Regions from separate parts of the Homo sapiens genome. Here region 2 is linked to region 1. A link is an interaction called in ENCODE POLR2A ChIA-PET data of the cell type or tissue named here. Cell type or tissue: GM12878. All regions are shown on one strand.

The links. Peaks named below come from ENCODE experiments on the same cell type or tissue, not always from the same donor. Only the 100,000 strongest peaks of a DNase experiment are listed, where the experiment ranks them.
Region 2: POLR2A ChIA-PET joins it to region 1 with 10 read pairs; 2 of 35 experiments call an interaction of 5 or more read pairs at or near these places.

Annotation. Positions count from the first base shown.
Region 1 is chr13:45,693,956-45,696,455 of GRCh38, reverse strand. The region is part of intron 1 of LINC01055 (long intergenic non-protein coding RNA 1055); the gene reads left to right. Among named protein-coding and RNA genes, the nearest start is that of LINC01055, 6.0 kb to the left of the region's middle. In GM12878, no CTCF peak of the experiment used is centred here; DNase peaks (open chromatin) are centred at 555 and 1,185; H3K4me3 peaks cover 1,295 bases; H3K27ac peaks cover 1,742 bases.
Region 2 is chr13:46,070,986-46,073,485 of GRCh38, reverse strand. All of the region lies in intron 6 of CPB2 (carboxypeptidase B2), which reads left to right. All of the region lies in intron 1 of CPB2-AS1 (CPB2 antisense RNA 1), which reads right to left. Among named protein-coding and RNA genes, the nearest start is that of CPB2-AS1, 19 kb to the right of the region's middle. RefSeq lists enhancers at 1,642-1,711, 1,742-1,931, 1,942-2,001. In GM12878, a CTCF peak has its summit at 1,687 (motif pointing left); a DNase peak (open chromatin) is centred at 1,465; H3K27ac peaks cover 2,250 bases.

The DNA.
Region 1 (2,500 bases):
TCCAGGGTTATACTAAAAATAGGGCTTTCTCTATTTCTAATACTTATTGCCGGATATCTGGTAATCAAATTCTGTCTCCAATGCTATGAGGTGGGCGGATCACGAGGTCAGGAGATCGAGACCATCCTGGCTAACACGGTGAAACCCCGTCTCTACTAAAAATACAAAAATTAGCCGGGTGTGGTGGCAGGTGCCTGTAGTCCCAGCTACTCGGGAGGCTGAGGCAGGAGAATGTCATGAATCCAGGAGGCGGAGCTTGCAGTGAGCCCAGATGGTGCCGCTGCACTCCAGCCTGGGCAACAGAAAAAAAAAAAAAAAGAGAAACCAACGTACTGGTAATACCAAATGTTAATATTAAACCAGATGTTAGAGAACATCTTCAACCTAATGCAAAACAATTTCATTTCTGAGGCCCAGACTTGTATCCCTAGTCAGCAGGAAGAAGTTAGAGTAGTTGTCACCCCTCATCCCTCACAATTGAGGAATTTACATAGAACAGGGGGAATTGAAACCATGCCCCAAAGAGTTAAAGAAATCAGTGGTTAAATTCTTGGACTTACAGGATAACAGACAAGAAAATAGCTTGCTGAAAAGCTGAAACTGAAGCTGTGCCCCACAAAATAAGAAACCAGTAACTAACAGAAATTCTTGAGTTTGCCAGATAACAGATAAGAAAAGAAACAAGCTGCTGAAACTCTCTCCACTTGTGAGATTAAGAAAAACCTGGCTGAAATTGGTTGGAACCAAGATGGCTAACTGGAGTTTGCACAGAATAAGCTTGCTGATGTCACAGCCCGAATTTCCACCACATGTTTTGTACTAACTCCCCCTGAATTTGCACATGCAACTCAGGAGTTAACATGAAGAAATAACTGTGCATGCCCAAGGACTTTCCAGACCTCCCCTTTCCTTGCACCAATCACCTACTAATCTCAGAATCCACCCCTTGAACTTTTTCTAATAAAAATACTGCCTTAATGACAGCACAGAGAGACTCCTTGACTCAAATGAAAAAAATCTTTGGTAATGTAATTAATCATCTTCTTGGTTTTACCATAAGTGGATTTTCTTCATTAAAAGCTGGGTGAGTATATTCGCATTGTTGTGCAACTCATCTCTAGAACGTTTTCATCTTGCAAAACTGGAACTCTATGCCCATTAAATACTAATTCCCCCTTTCCACTCCCCTCAGCCCTTGGCAACCACGCTTCTGCTTTCTGTTTCTATGATTTTGACTACTTCAGATATTGCGTATGAGTAGAATCAATATATTTGTCCTTTCGTGACTAGCTTATTTCATTTAGCATACTGGCATCAAGGTTCATCTACGTTTTAACCTATGACAGAACTGCCTTCTTATTAAAGGATGAATAATATTTTATTATATATATATACTACATTTTATTTATTCATTCATTGGTTGATTAATATTTGGGTTGTTTCCAGCTCTTGGCTATTGTAGGTAGTGCTACAATGAACATGGGTATGCAAATGATACCTTTGAGATCTTGCTTTGAATTCTTTTGGATATGTACCCAAAAGTGAGATAGATGGATCATTGTAATACTATTTTACATTTTCTGAGGCACCCCCACACTGTTTTCCAAATCAGCTGCATGATTTTACATTCCCTCCAACAGAAGGATTTCAATTTCTCTGCATGCTCAGCAATACTTGTTTTCTATTTTTCCAAAGGATTTTTTGGTCAAGCATGGTGGCTAACGCCTGTAATCCCAGCACTTTGTGAGGCCAAGGCAGGTGGATCACTTGAGGTCAGGAGTTTGAGACCAGGCTGGCCAGCATAGTGAAACCCCATCTCTAGTAAAAATACAAAATTAGCCAGGTGTGGTGGTACACACTTGTAATCCTAGCTATTCGGGAGGCTGATCCAGAAGAATCACTTCAACCTGGGAAGCAGAGTTTGCAGTGAGCCAAGATCATGCCACTGCCCTCCAGCCTAGGCAACAGAGTGAGACTCTGTGTCAAAAAAAAAAAAAAAAGGTTTTTATAAAAGTGGTTAAGTCCCATACTGCCTGAAAACAGAATTCCATTTTCCTTTACACGCACACCTCATAGAAGCACCTGCACATCCACTGAGTTATGGAAGAGGAGCTATGAACAGCACGAGGGAAATGTGGATGTCACCAAAGCAGGGAGGCCTAGAAGGAGCTGTACAAGTCTCTGCGCTTGCTGCCTGCTGGGGCTGAGCAAGGGAGACTTAACAGAGAGGGACGCAGCTATATTCATTTCCTAGGGCTTCTGTAACAAAGGACCATGAACTTTTTGACTTAAGCAACAGAAATGTATCATCTCACAGTTCTGGAAGCCAGAAATCCAAAACCAAGGTGCTGGCAGAGCCACGCTCCCTCTGACATCAGAGGGGAGGGTCCTTGCCTGCCTCTCTCCCAGCTTCTGGTGGTCATCAGCAATCCTATTCTCTGACTTGTGCTGCAGCACTTCAATCTCTGCCTCTCTTATTGAATAGTATTCTACCCTCGTG
Region 2 (2,500 bases), 380 kb before region 1:
TGCCCTTGGAAATTGAACATAAAGCACAACATTACAGAGGTGAAACAGAATATGTTTTCTCATATGTCATAATAGGGAATTTTGTTCCTGAAGAAGGGTTTTGCATCAAAAAAGCCATATATAAGACAAACTGTATGTTGGAAAAGTAAAAGATATAACGACTATTAACCTCCCTGATGAATGAAAACAGTAAAAATTATGCTTCAAATCCTATAAAATGGGCATATATGTTCTCTACACTGATTTCTACAAAGAATCATAGCCACTGGAAAAATAACTCAAAATATGTGTCTTTCTGATAATGATTTTTGCAGTCTTTGCATTCACAGATACATAGTAACAGAATAAATGAGTTAGGAAATTAAGATATTGGCACTTATTAAGTACATCAAGATAAAACTGTTTCTGTCTTTGCTTGACCTTGACAAATGCAACATCCCTATTTGCCTTCATTCACTGTGAATCTTCTATCCTCCATTCTCCATGGATGGGAGCTGCAACCTCCCTGAGTCTACTGGAAATTCCCAAACACCATTGGTACTACCTTGGCCAAATGAGGATGATTCCAACTGATCAGACCCTTAACATATCCCAGTCACATCATGATCTGGAACCTTCCCCAAGTTGAGTAGTTTGGTTATTTTAGGTAGTGAAGGGAGCAGCAGTTAATAGAGAAAGGTCCAAAGTAGGAGAGTAAGAACATTTATTTTCCATTCTATCACTGAACATGAGAAGGGCCAAGAAGAAACCTCCATTCATATTGACTCTAATTTATATCGGTGAGGTTGTCCCTAATGACTGCCCTTCTCACCCTGACACCTCTGCCCTCCTATTAGACATCCTACCCTCTACCCAAACTGCTTGCTGAATCTTTGTAAGATTAAATTATTTAATCCACAAATATTTATAGATTGCCTATGATGTTTCAGATCCTGGAAATACAAGGATGAACAAAATATAGCCCAAGGATCTTATAGCTGAGTATTTTGCTCCAACAATGTGAACCTGATTTGTGTAGCCCAAAGAAACATAATCAATAAGGGCTTTTTAAATCGACATTTAAACTCCATTCTTGCCTGCCTAAAACTAATTCAGATCATCTGACTCTCTTAGTACTTCAAAGCACTGGAGGAGGGAAAGTAAAATAAAATATTTACCTTTCAACAATTGTGAAGGTAGGTTTTATATTCAAAAACTAAACCACCCAAAGGCAAATTAAAATCTTAGCTTTTAAGTCTCTCACTCTTTTCTACAACTCAATAAGGATTTCAAAAATCTTATAATCTAGTCTCAGTGGAAATCCACTACACTACACTTTGAGAAGCTTGAAGCCAGTCATTTCTTTCTAAGCTTCTCATTCATGTACTCTCGGGAGGCAAATTTAGATCCTTCTCTTTCCGCAAAGGCAGAGCTGAGACCAATTTGTGCATGACTGCATCACCAAGCCAAAATCCGGCACAGGGCTGGCACATCATAGGACCCAGTGAATATATGTTAACCATCACAACTTGCCAAGTACTTTTTCTGCCAAATGGCTTTTCTCACTGCTAACCTCCTGCCAAACCTCTGCCCTAGAAAACTCTCATCTAATTGCACACAAAGTTAGAGCTCTACAACCTCAGGGCCTTCACAGAATTATCTCTGCCCCTCCTCACCACAGCTGACACATGACCTAAGGACACTGCTCCCTGGTGGCTCCTTCAAGTAGAGGGGCTGCTCTTTTTTTCACATCACCATGTGCTGAGAGGCCTGGTGGAGTAGATCAGCATTCTCTTCTCCTGATACTACCAATGATCCTTCTCTTCTCAGAAACTTACACAAACTGGTTGCACTCTTATTTTATTGCTATCGTGCACTGACCTTCAGATAATTTCCTGGTACCCGGTTCATGATTCTTTATTCCCCTCCAACTCTTGCCATCATTCTGAGTGAATTCAAAGTCCATGTGTGAGAGTCACCTAACAATGTATCTTCACAGTTCCTTGTTCTCTGTTCTACTAAACCTCATCTCAACTCCTCTTTAGCAGATTTCTCCTGTAGCCATCCTCTGGATCTCAGAAGTAATGTTTTGCTGATCCTTAGACCCAGAATGTGGCCATGGACAGCAACAAGGAATGTTAGAAGAAGCCATCTAGCAATGTAACTTCTTAATTTCCTGTCTTCTCTCATTTCTCACCCCTACTATGACTGCTTTTTTTTCAACCTTAGCATATTTCTAGTTCCTACACAGATCTATATCATTTTAATTTATCAGTCCCTTTCCAGGAACACTTTCTTCACTAATTGGTCCCATCACAAATTCATCCGAACCCTCAATTTCTTGCTCCCTTGACCTGCTCTTCTGGAGTTCCAACCCCAAACACTCCACAGAATTAACCATCCTTTTTCTGAGCCACCTTGTACATCTTGCCATTGTTTATTATCATACTTATATTAATAGCATTGAACTGCTGCTTTTCCCTTTCCAACTTATCACTTCTATTAGCTTTCTGAAGGCAGA